2 separate regions of the Homo sapiens genome follow, and region 1 is linked to region 2. The links are chromatin contacts, found by Hi-C or POLR2A ChIA-PET in ENCODE. All regions are on one chromosome and are shown on one strand. Each heading gives the region's core, a stretch centred on a gene start or an enhancer-like site at or near the end of the contact. The rest is flanking DNA. Distances are from core to core; before and after follow the strand shown. Region 1 holds the start of LOC105370171 (a long non-coding RNA gene). Region 2 has its middle 150 kb from the start of LINC00332.

Evidence for each region. A loop is a pair of places that touch in the nucleus more often than their neighbours do. ChIA-PET counts read pairs that join two places held with the same protein, here RNA polymerase II (POLR2A). Pooled maps may share reads with other maps.
Region 1: a loop to region 2 is called in a map of GM12878, with 7 times the contacts of the local background. The contact joins two enhancer-like sites. A Hi-C loop is called at or near these places in 2 of 168 maps with a recorded cell type or tissue (GM12878 and naive thymus-derived CD4-positive, alpha-beta T cell), 36 of 37 single-sample maps with no recorded cell type and 15 of 50 pooled maps. POLR2A ChIA-PET finds 5 or more read pairs at or near these places in 6 of 52 experiments (MCF 10A, OCI-LY7, activated CD4-positive, alpha-beta memory T cell and 2 more).

Annotation. Positions count from the first base shown.
Region 1 is chr13:40,058,317-40,064,740 of GRCh38, reverse strand. It overlaps LOC105370171 (a long non-coding RNA gene), which reads right to left and starts at 1,172. Exons shown (of 2, transcript XR_941894.2): 1 at 1,091-1,172; 2 at 343-631. RefSeq lists enhancers at 4,103-4,232, 5,479-5,668. Within about 2 kb of position 4,305, at least 8 of the 41 ENCODE cell types and tissues checked have a DNase peak (open chromatin) inside an H3K27ac peak, as active enhancers do; they include GM12878, where a contact is called at or near this core.
Region 2 is chr13:40,024,539-40,031,017 of GRCh38, reverse strand. No RefSeq gene overlaps it. Among named protein-coding and RNA genes, the nearest start is that of LINC00332, 150 kb to the left of the region's middle. Within about 2 kb of position 4,622, at least 2 of the 41 ENCODE cell types and tissues checked have a DNase peak (open chromatin) inside an H3K27ac peak, as active enhancers do; they include GM12878, where a contact is called at or near this core.

The DNA.
Region 1 (6,424 bases), core at 3,056-5,555, 34 kb before region 2:
AGGGGAAATCCTCCCACCACCTCCTCCTGGAGCAATAATATGAGAACAGACACGGCCAGAAGCCATATCGTCTGAGCTCCTTAGGAGGACAGTAATTTTTACCCTGCTACGCTCTTGTGTCTGGCTGTCACTTATTGTCCTCAACATCCCAACACTTTTTGCTTCTTGGAATGCCCTGAGTGACCAGACAAAATAAAGTATTCTTCTCTGTCTAGTAACTCGATGACTCATGAACAGCCAGCCAGGAAGGGGGACCTCCAGGATGAAGTGACAGAGGTCGTGCTTCTCTCAGGGTGGAAGCCAACCTTGCCAGTGTTTTACAAGCAAAGCCTGATTCCCAGGTGCCTTCAACATGAAAGCATCTTTTTATTTCCACGTTGGCCTTTGGGGATTAGGAAATGGAAGTTGAGAGGGATGGGACCAAGTGTTTGCAAAGGTCTTTCAATTTCCTGTCTGAAAGTGAGCAGTGACCCCAGGTCTCAGTGGGCAGACAGTGAAGACGAGGGCAGGATGGCAGAGAAAAGGGTGCGTGAAGGCATAAGCACCTGAAATTTTCTCCATTTCCCCCTCCTGGGGTCCTTTTGTGCACCCACTGATACATTTAGATCTTGATGTCTATATTTAATTTTATCTGTGGAAAGAAGGGAAAATAGAGCTAGTTAGACATTTAAAGGCAGGCATCTGTGTTTCTTATTTACTTTCAGATAAGCAGAATACCCACATAATTTACTCTTGATAAAGACTACTGGGCTGCTTGTTTGCCAAAGACATGTGACTTTTAAACCACGAACAGTATGAGATGTCACCAGCACAAAACTCTGAATTCTGACTTGCCAGCTTTCACTCCAGTCCCTGATCCCTGCTCCTCCCACTCCACACAGTACTGTTTAAGCTCCTACTTCCAGGTGTCACCCAATCACCCTGTGCTTCCATCCATTCCTGCTGAAACATCTGCATGTCCATATGTTTGGCTCATAGTATCTGTCACACTTTGCTTTCTGCCAGCTCTTCTGTGCTCCCCACATGCCTGGGGACTCCCCTCCTCCTCTCCCCAGCCTGCAGAACCCCGTCTCCCTGCAGAGAGTTTTACATGGAAGAGGAGGGTCTCTGGGTGTGCACTGATAGAAGAACCCAACAGCCAGGCCCACGGGACGAGGACATCTGTCTCACTGCTCTGCTCCTTCCTGCCTGTGACCTCACAGAGGCCTCAATTGGATCAGGCAATTTGTATGGTCAGGATCAAATGCTGCCCAATTTAATTCAATTACTCTTCACCACAAGAGAAAATATGGTTATTATAATGACAGGACCTCTGTGAAGAATGCAGGCTCCCAGCCAGCGACCTGCCAGCACGTTGCCAAGCTGTGAGGAACAGCCACGGTGCAGATGATGCTGATTGGAAGGGATGGGGCAGAGCTGTGCCTGCTCCCGAGCACTCACACGAGTGACTGAATCCTTTGCCACAGTTGCCCAGGGGCACCTTTCCCACAAACCCACAGAGAAGTGGGCATAGCTGTGGCTGAAGCTCAGAGTGGAGCTGCCAGGTTGAGCTGTGACATGATAACTGAATTATTTACCAAATCCTGGGGAGAAGAGAAGAAGCAGAAGTAGTGACAGCAGCAAGCAGAGGAAAGGGAGCTATTTTCCAAGATTACCATTTTAAGAGAAATTTCTTACTTATGGTTCATAAGTCTCTATGACAAATTTGACAACTAAGAAGATAATGTCGACCTGGAATCTTTTCTTCAACTTCATCTTATCCTAACTGCTCGTTACCTCACCATATTTAATAATAATTGAAACCACCATTTACTCGGCATTTACTGTTGGCCAGCTGCTGTTTTCATGGATCCATTCCTGTTGGTCTCTCAAGAATCCTGTGAGCTAAGCGTCCTATTAACCCCATTTTAGAGATGAGAAAAATGAGGCTGCAGGAGACTGAGCAGCCTGCCCAGGGTCATATCGCTAGTAAGTGACAAGATAGGACTTAAGCCAACTGATCACAAAGCCCTTCTTCTTGACCTTTATGCCCTTGGCCTTATTTTCTCAAATTGCCTTTGCCTTTATAGATGTGTCCTCATGTCACTGAAGAGGGAGAAATGCTCCCCAATACTCTCAAGTACATTGGATACACAGAACCTGTGTCTACACGGAATCATATCATCATTTCTTAACCAGTATAGTGGCTGGACACATGGGGCTCTGGGTTCAAATCTCAGCTCTGCCACTTCCTAGCTGCACGGCTACTGTAGGTTACCTAATTCCCTGTGTTTCAGTTCCCTCATGTGCAAATGAGGAGACTATTTCCTCATGGGGTTGTGGAGAGGACTAACAGAATCAACACACTTAAAGCACTTAGAGTGGTACCTGGAAAAATTGTTCAAAAATTAGTGGCTATTATCCATTTTTATCACTTCCCTTCTGAAAGCAAATAATGCAAAAATAGGAGGTGAGAAGGTGAGGGATGTTTTCTTGGCATGCACCCAAGACACTTCCGGAGGTAGTCCAGGGCATATTTGCAGTGCCAATGATAGAGTTAAGCTGGGTGCCATGGTCAAGAGTAGTAATACTGACTACCAGCCTAGCACCCGTGAGGGTGGGGGAGGCTGTAGGAGATCTGAGCAACTCATAAGCAAAATCCTTCTAGGATCGAGTGAAGAGTTCCTTTAACTTTATCTCCTGTCCTAGGCTCTGCCTCTTTTCACTCAGGAGCACAACCAATGGCAGAGACTGGAGGACTGATACAAGACAAGGGGGCAGTACCCACTCCTCAGGCCACCTTGTTAACAGGCACTGGCTGGGCTGATCCACATTCCCTCAGGCCCACTTCCCCCTGCTAAGGAGGAAGAGGGAAGCTGTGACTCTTTTGTAGACCAACTACGAACACAGATAAGCAGGGGCCTCTTGGCCCAGTACTCGGTGTCCATTGACACAGAATGTCCTTCACCCATATCTCTGAGTTTGCCCACATGCTTCCTTTAGAAGCAGTTGGGTCTAGCAGCCTTTCAGGGAATTATGAAAACTCTAAAAACCCACAGGAATTTTCCCAAGCCCTTACCACACATCCCACACTTGCCTGGGTCATCATGGTGACTCTGTTGCAAAGCCAGGGTGAAGCGTCTTCAACCTGAAGACATGTAGTCCAAGTGAAGACATGTAGTCTGAGTGCTTTGAGTCATACTTACATTGTTAATGATCGTTCTTGGACTTGAATTTTATTTTAGGGCCAGGATCACTTTTTCTAGGTGTCATAAATCCAAGCTAATATGCATATCAGTATGTACCAAATAGTACCAGCTTTGGCATCCAGCTATATGGTACTTTTGATGCTAGGGATGGCAGAGCTCAGCATGGGGGAGCTGTTCTTCTCCATCAGAACCCATGTGAGGGCATGTTACTCTGACGTATGGGATGATGTTCACCATGGTCAGTGTCTGTTGTGATTGTTTACAAAGACTTAGTCCTTGTCCTTTGCTTTCAGATCCCAGTGGAGGGCGCAGCTCATTCTAACAGAAGCCAGCTTTTTTTGGGAAGTTTTGACTGAACTTTAGGGAGTTGTGATTCTGAGAATGGTGTTTTCATACAGTAAAGAGTAACCGGTTTGCTGTCCTAACTAGAAATGGTATTTTTTTTTTCTGTGAGATAGTAGCTCCAAGAAATGGGATGAGACTGAATAGAAAAGCAAAGACCTGGCTTCTCTTCTTTGTTCTACACTTTTGAGCAAGTCCTTTTGCCTCCCAGACTCAGTTTCCCCATTGCTGTGGATATTGACATCAATGATTCCTACAGCCCACCCTGTCTCTTGCAAATGAATTGAATTAGTCTTTAATGCCCCAAATGGTTCAGTGGTAAGCACTGTAAATCTAAGTTAAAATTGCTGGTATTACACAAGGGAAATAAATGTTTCCAGCTCCAGGAAGATCAGCAGCTCACAGCTGTAGCTGGAAATGAGGACATACAGGCTGACAAACTGTAGACACGACCATCTCTTGGGTCTTCCGAAGGGAACCTGGGGAGAAAATGGCAGCCCCATCAGGTAACTGCATCAGTGTACCCTGAAGAGATGCTACCTTGATTTCCACACCAGCTGAGCACCTGAATAATTATATTTGAAGCAGCACAGGGCATAGAACAGATTTACTTAGCATCTGGGGAGCCAATTGCACCCAGGCCTGCCCAAACTGGTCTTTCTCATTGCAGGGTGTGGGAGAACATAGGGCTTTGTGGGTCCCTGGGGACCTGCCAGGCCCAAGGCTGTTGCTCAGCTGTGGGAGGCACGCCAGTTCTCAGGTCTGCTAATGAGTGGTGTGGTGTCTGGCAAGGAACTTGCCTGGAGTGAGTGTGACTAACCATGAATCTTTTCAATAATGCTGACAATTCATTCTCTTTTCTCTCCTTTACCCGCTCTCTTTGCTGGAGCTGGCTGAAATAGGAGCAAATTAGTCTCATTCTGGAAAAGGCAGGGCATGATAAAGGACCCCCTAAAAGGTTTCCAGAGCTCCGTGCCTGAATGTTTTGCAGTCCGTGTAATTATCTGACTTGGGTGAGTCGACAGGGTATTTTTTTTGTTGTTATTTTCTACACTCAATAGCAGGTGGCATCTGAAGAAGTGCCTTGTTACTGTTCCACTGGACTATTGAACAAATTTACATTTGACACCAGCAAAGGTAGTGTCATTATTATTCTATGTGTGTTCCAACCCGAACTGATGACCCTCCATTTCCTGTTCAAAGGCTATGTTTCTTTCAAGGGAAAGATAATGTTTCCACCCCTACATGGAAATGTGGTAGACCTTAAATGCCCTGGACTTCTAACCGGGGGTGGGAGCTGAAGAGGGAATGAACCTTTCCTCTTCTCCCTGCTGCCACCCGTTTTGTTGTTTGATTAAGTGTTCTCTGAGTGTCTAACACCTGAGCTGAACCTTGCATTCTCTCACTGGGAAGGTGTGTACCTGTGTGCTGCTGCGTGTCTCTTGGGAAAGTTGGTCATGCCATCTGTTGGTTAGTGAGTTGGAAGGCTTTCAGGTTCTGCTAATATTGGATCGAAACTTTTAGAAAGGAATAGAAGTTGTCTAATGAATGTGGTGTCATCATCATGGGTTAGACCTCTGAGTATGACTCAAACACACTTTCTTAATAACAGAGGAAAAGCATTTAATATTTGAAATACATGAGCAAGTGAAAGAAAAAGAAATACACGGAGAGTTGGAAAGTTTCAAACAGTTTTAACGTTCCTTATTCTCTAAAATAAACATACTGTCTAGCTCAAACCTGCTTTCCACCTTTTCGTATTTAGGCTTGTTTCTTCTTTCTTTCTTGGCCTTGTGGGACTACTATTAACTTCTAAAGAGGTTCAAAATGGTAACTGGAGGTATCAAAGCTATCTTTTCCAGATTAAAACTTGGGACATGTGTTCCAGCATGTGTCAGAATATTTTCAGGAATGATACGTGAATGTATTTAAAATTAGAGTTTTCTCTGACTATTCTGAACATAGAACTCCTTTCATTTTCTGACTACCTTGTATTCAGAGGCATCATAGATTACAGTTTCATGTAGGAGTTGCAACTGATGGCCCAAGGTCGGATCTCGGTTTTAGTCATGTTTTGTATAATGTACAAAATGTGCTGTTGTGTAATGTACAAAATGTACTGTTTCAAAAACCAGGAAATTTCACATAAACATCTAGATTTCTAACTTCTAAAAATTCTAAAATCTGGCAACACTGACTACAGAGGCCCAGAATGGTAATGCTATTAGAACTAAATGGCTGCTGCCTGTTCACAGGATGCTTTGCCACGTGCCTCACCACTGTCTAGTGCCTCATATTTAGCCTTCCTCACCTCTTTCCATTGTGTGTCTGGCCTCTGTAAGCATTTGAATTTGTGTTTGTTGATTTTGTCATACAGTCCACTTGTGGTTGAGGCTTCTGGCTACTCATCATCAGAGAAGGGATATGGCTTCTTGACTTTGGTTGAGTCAGGTCCCATCTCAGAGAGCTGGTCCTTAGTACAAAGTTGGTCATAAGCTGACATCTTATACCTCAGTTATTGAAAACCCCAATACCTCTGATATGTTCCATTTTTGCTTCTTTGATTAGAGTAGATCTCATCATTAATGGGTAGTTTGGTTTATTCCTTGGTATTGTGAAATGAGAGACATAAACATCTTGTATGTATTGTTTGCTACATGCTTGTTCATTGCATTTGGAACCAATTTTGTAACCACAATAACCATTTATAGAAGAGTAGATGGCCGGGTCAGGGGGTGAGAATGGGAAATAAGACAACTATTTGGCTTCTAGAGAATAAATTGATTGATTATGATATATTGAATAAATTAGTAATTCTTTTTTTTTTTTTTTTTGAGACAGAGTTTTGCTCTTGTTACCCAGGCTGCAGTGCAATGGCACGATCTCGTCTCACT
Region 2 (6,479 bases), core at 3,373-5,872:
ACATCACTTATTGGTTGAGTGCCAACTACCTCCTTGGTGTAGAACAGACTCTATTCCTCTGTCTCTTGACATATTTGTGACCGAGGGGAGCAGAAGAGTCACCTAAACACACCATTAAAATGATGTTTAAAAAGGAAAAGATTTGTCAATTTCAAAATATGTAATTCAAAGAAAAGGTGGGATTTGAAAAAACAAATCAACTGGACTTCTAAAGGAAACAATGCCTGGCACATGGATGAGCTCAGTAGATACTTGTTGATTGAAAGGTTCTCAGCACCTCAGAAGAAAGTAATGGCTCACTCTGTTTTAGTTGACTCTTTAAAAATACAAAATACATAAATATTTTACCATCATACTGGCAAACTCTATGACTAAAAATAAACAGAAGGAAGAGAAAGAAATGGGGCTGGTTGGGTAGTGGTGCCCATGGGTTGCAATGACAAAATTAGCATCAAGGAAGGAAGTCCAAGCATCCACATCTGCGGCCTAGAGCAGGCTGTCAAGATGTCTGGTAGGACAAAAGATCCTTCAACAAAGGTTAGGCCACAAATCAGAGCACAGAGCAGTGTGACGGGCCTCCTAGAGTGGCTTGTCACAGTGACATGTGGCAGAGGAACAGAAAAAAACCTGGAAACAGAGCCAGCGGAAGTGCTGGCCACAAATGTTTGCAGACCATTTGGCTTCTTTTCTCACCTCATCTTAAGCTCTTTTCCTTGCACAGGGAAGTGCAGTCGGCCCTCCATATCCGTGGGTTCCACATATGCAAATTCAGCCAACTGAGGATTGAAAATACAGTATTTGTGGGAAATGGAATCCATGGATATCGAGGGCTGACTTTTCATACCCATGGGTTTCACATGGCCAGATGCAGGAATTGAGCATCCATAGATTTCAGTATCGGGGTGAGGGAGGATCCTGGAACAAACCCCCTGCAGATGGCTGAGATGTCGTAGTAAATAAGGCTGACCATGTAGTAAATAAGGCTTCCTGGAATTGCAAGAACTAAAGATGGAAAATGTCATCCAGCATTCTGACCAGTGATCTAACCAGATTATCAGCATAAAAAGCCCATGGTCGAGAGAATGAGCATCTCTGGCCCAAACTTCTACACTTCTAAGAGTGGGAGGGTCCCCTTGAGTACACTGCATCCTTCTCAGGACAGTGGTATCCACACTTAGAGTGTGCTGCCCCATGAACTGTAATTATACCTAGACACCAGGTAATGGCTTGGCAGAGATGTTATGAATAGTTTAGACTGTAGATTGTTGGGTAGAATAGAAATGCTTTATGGTCCCTTCCCCAGCCTTATTCTATGATTATGAGATTGCTTTATATTCCCACATAGCATTCCCCCTTCCCACAGCTTTAATTGATGCTGGGATCAAGTAGGTATAAATTGATAAAGTTCAAGTGAGACATGGAGAGAAAAATCATCTACCCTCCTCTCCAACCTATCCCCCTCTTCTTCTGGATGAAAACCCACATCAATAACGCAAGTTCAAGGTAGGCATCCAGTACAGTGTAGCTTACTTGCGCTTTACTTCCACTGAGCTATGCTCAAGTGAAGTGCAATCCAGAGACAAACAGACAACATTCCCTGAAATTCTTCCCTAGATACAGAACATCATCAAATTGCCATTTTTTCATCCAGCAGTGTAGGCCACCAGATTCTATCCCAGTCCATAGATGTTGGAGCAGAATACAAAAATGAGGGGATCTTATTTGCATGACTGTTTGGGGAACACAGTTTCTGCTTTGTCTCCTTAAGGGGGAAGAAGCAAGAGTCCATTATGAAGACTCTTTCCAATATGAAGCTCCTCAAATGGTGTGTTGTTTTTTTCTCTTAGCAAGATGTTTGGAAAAACAATCTTTGTTAGGATTCAGGAAACAACTTTTTTAAACTTTGAAGTGAAGACTAGGTGCTTATTTCCTCTGGCCCTGACCATGGTCAACACACGCTATCAAAACAAGCCTTAGTAGGTTACCAGAAGAGATACATGGGCATGGAGAGAAATAACTACAGAAAGGAACGTCACTTGGTGAAAACCATAATCACAACAAGATGGAAAAAAGCAAAGAATTGCACCAAAATGCAATATCCCATTCAGGAGGAAAAGCTTCATGGTTTTTTTGCTTGTCTGTTTTTATGTGGGGCAGGGGGGGATTTTTTTGTTTGTTTGTTTTCTTTTTGAATCCACTGTTTTTGGACTTTCAAAAGTAGTAAAAGCAGCATGTTTTAAAACACTTGAACTTAGCTCAAAGAAATGGTGTCATTTCATCCTGATAGAAATCTCTTCCAGAAAAGACTATCTGAGCTACTCTGGAAATGAACGGAATTCCTTCAATTACGTCTGAATTTATAAAAATCTGAGAGAAAACTCAAGTTTACCAAGAATGCATTCTTGCTTGCATGGTGTTCCTTCCACATGATGCATTGTTACCAATAAGGATGCCATGCATGCCTTTCAGCCACCCATTGCTTATTGGAGAAAGAACTGACATCAGATGAGAAGGAAAGATCTACAAATTTAGTTGTTTTTTTTTCTGTTTCTTTTTTGCCATTTAGACTTCATTTTATCATAATTTTAGGGTTTTTAAAATTGTATAACATGGTTTTGTACTGGTAAATTTTCTTTTTTATGTAACAATTCTTTATTATAGGTATGTACTGATTGCTAAGGACTAGTAATTCAAGCATAAAGGAGGAAGGTTTTATTTTTATTTCAAGGACTTAATGGGCTATTGAAGGGGATGTACAGTGATGACACTGTACGTCACTGAGCCAGTGATGACAATACCAAAATAATGACTGCCTCAGTATAAGGCATGTGCAACAGTGGGAGGCTGGAGTGAAGGGACGGCTGCATACTCCATGGGGAATAGACATATCAGGGGTTGCCACGAAAATGTTTTTTCTTTTCTTTTTTTTTTTTGAGATGGAGCCTCACTCTGTCACCCAGGTTGGAGTGCAGAGGTGCAATCTCGGCTCACTGCAACCTCTGCTTCTCGGGTTCAAGCGATTCTCCTGCCTCAGCCTCCTGAGTAGCTGGGATTATAGGTGCCTGCCACCACACTGGCTACTTTTTGTAACTTTAGTACAGGCAGGGTTTCACTATGTTGGCCAGGCTGGTCTTGGATTCCTGACCTCAGGTGATCTGCCTGCCTCAGCCTCCCAGAGTGCTGGGATTATAGGTGTGAGCCACCATGCCTGGCCAGAAAATGTTATTTTTCCATGAAAATCCCTGTGGTGATAATTGTAAGATAAATGATCCAAAGGCATATATTAAAATTCATTTTGAGAGCCCATCATATAATAAACTTTCTGTGGGTAAGGCTGTGGATATTAAAAAATATAACATATTCATTCATTTGTTGCCAGGAGGTTTAATTTATTTTCTTCCTTCTTAATAAAGTAGAAGGAAAAAACATCCATGTTTATACGATGTCACTGCAGTTCAAAATAAGACTCATTAATTATCAGAATGAGTGGCCACTGAGCAATCTGCTCCAGTGAGTGGCTTGCACAGCTCACTGGAGTTTATGTTACATTTGGCCATTTACGCACTCACTTTCCAGAAAGCCCACTTTACTTGTGAGCTAAGTCAGATCCCCAAAAATGGATCTTCTTATGTTGAAGTTGACTGATCTTCCAAGATGGATGAATTTTTAATAAACTGATGAGAAGTCCTGTTTGCGATACATTGTTGATCATCACTCAGCCCCAAATGACTGGAAAGGTTATTTAGGGACTCAGGAAGCCCCAGCATAAGCAAATACCATAGGTACAAGCCCTTAAAATCAAAATGCCTAGATGTTAAATCAATGTCCCTATTATTGTTTCACATGGGACTCTGGTGACATTTCTAGAGAAGGAATGATTCTTGGCACTTTTCTTAGAAGAATGCCCTCTGCTTGTCGCTGGCTAGATGAGGGAGCATCTGCTATCCAGCTAACAAGGCAGGGGTCAGCAGGAGAACAGACTGGGGAGGCCGGGGATATGGGAAGGGTCCTCTCTGCAGCTGCTCTGTGGGGCAGGCGTGTCCTGATGACAGGGTGTCCTCAGCTGGAGCCATGGGGGAAAGAAGCAAGGCACGTCTCCTGGGTTTCCCCTTAAGTTCCAGTGAAGAGAAATTCAAAATACTTTCATTTTCCTACTAACCACACTTCTTCTGTGGGGAAATATGAGTGCTTCATAGCACCTACAGGACAACACCTCTTGTAGATATCAATTTGGAAGCTTCATCTCTTTGAGAAGTTGCAGGATAAAACAGCATTTTTAATAATCTCTTTGATAATAATCATTTGGCCCTGCATAATATATACATATATACTGTACATATGTATTATATATACACAATTTATGTATATGTTTTTATATGTGTGTGTGTTTACACATACACACAGAGATAAAATGAGAAAGACCAGAGGCAGAGAGAGAGACACACACACACACACACACACAGAGAAACACACTCTTTGATGATGATGAGCCAGATACCACAAAGGAAAAGGTTTCTGCCTACAGGTCTAGGACTATTGATGAGTAAATTCTGTTCTTTCCTTCCCACCGTAATCAGCCCTTGGTTGAGCAAATCTTGAGGGTTGAATAGGGTTTCACTTTCAACCTCACGCGGACAGAAATGGTCATGATTCACCTAAATTCCCTGTGAACAGAAACAGGCTGGCTTCTCACACCTCCAGTGAAGGCTGGACGGTGGTGGTAGGCTGCTCTTATCTCAATTTCAAGTTCTTTTGCCTCATTTCATGCCATTGAAAACATCATTTGGATTGGCCATCTGCACCCTGAATGACATCCGCATTTTACCCACTGACATGGAGCAGCCACAGCTGATTAATAGAGCCAGAATTCCTCATGTGGACCAATTTGCTATGCAGTTGTCAAGGAGTCAAAACCCAGCTTAGCTGTGTAGTGGTTTGAGAATGGTCATCTTTCAATGCTATAACAAAAATTAAAACTCTACTAATAGCTGAGCCCTGGATTTCTGTTGAGAATTCTGCTCAGTTTCATGTTAGGGTAATTTGCCTAAATGGGCTCAACCTTAACAGACAAGAATGTCCAAGAACAAGCTGGATGCTAATGTTTTGTTCTGAAAGAATGTTAAAGAATTTTTTTTAAATAAAAAGGTCTTGTTAATAATCCTTTTTTAAAAATAATTTCAACTTGTATTTTAGATTCAGAGGGTACATGTGCAGGCTTGTTACATGGGTATATTACGTGATGCTGAGGTTTGGGGTATGAATGATCCCATCACCCAGGTACTAAGCATAGTACCCAACAGTTAGTTCCTCAGCCCTTGGTGACCTCCCTCCCCCATCTAGTAGTCACCAGCATCTATTATTCCTATCTTTATGTCCATGAGTATGCGATGTTTAGCTCCCACTTATGAGTGAGAACATATGATATTTAGTTTTCTGTTCCTGCACTAACTCAGTTAGGATAATGACCTCCAGCTGCAACAGTGTTCCTGCAAAGGACCTTATCTGTCAATGACATTGCTAGCTTTTCTGAGATAGGCAACTCAGAGGAGTATGTGATTTCAGGCTTGGGATCGTTTGGTTCCAAGTAGCAGAAACTCACCAAGGAGTGTTTGCTAAAAAGTGGGATTTGTTGAAAGGATATGAGGTTAGAGGAGCAGAAGGTCTGGATGAAGACCTGGAGTAGAGTCAGGAACCAAGGCAATGCCTCCCAGCATCACTCCCTGGGGGTCAAGCAGCTGCTCATCCCCACTTCTCTCTGGATATCAGCATTATTTTTCTCTCTTCGCAGACTGTTTTTTCCTGATTTTCTGGAAGAGTGTCAGAAATGTGTTGCCTAACCCTTGTCTCTGCATCGTTCCCCAGTCTCAGGCTCCCAACCAACTGACCTGTCCCAAGAGAGACAGACACTAGTAGGTCCAGCTTAATTAGAGATTGGCTTCCTTGATCCACCTTTGACTCAGCTAACTATGGCCAGGGGCTAGCATCATTTGAGTGATCTGGCTCCTGGTGTCCAGTCCTGTGCAGGGGGAGGCATTTCTTTCAGAAAAGGGAGGTTTGGGCTACACGAACACCCTTGAAGCAGCCTCCTGTAGTTGTCATTCTAGGAAGGGGCTTAAATCGATTCATAGACATTGTAGAATTTATTCTAAGGGTAGCAAAATGAGCAAAACTGTTTCACAGATAGGAAAATGAAGGCAAAGAGTTGTCAGGAAATTGCCAAAGTCAGTTTGAAACCTGAGTTGCTGACTCCTGATTCAGGCTTGACTATGTCAAGTATTTCTTTCTTGCACTGTGAAGGCTGGCTGGCTGTGGATGCTTCATGGCTTTCAGAAAGGGGTAGTGGAGTTTGCCCAAATAATCTGCAATAAAGCAGAGCAAAAAATCTAATAGATTTGTGGCTCATGCCATATCATTTAACAAATAAACCATCTCTTCCCCAAAATACAGGCTGGCTCACCAGGGAGTGGCCTGGTCCCTTG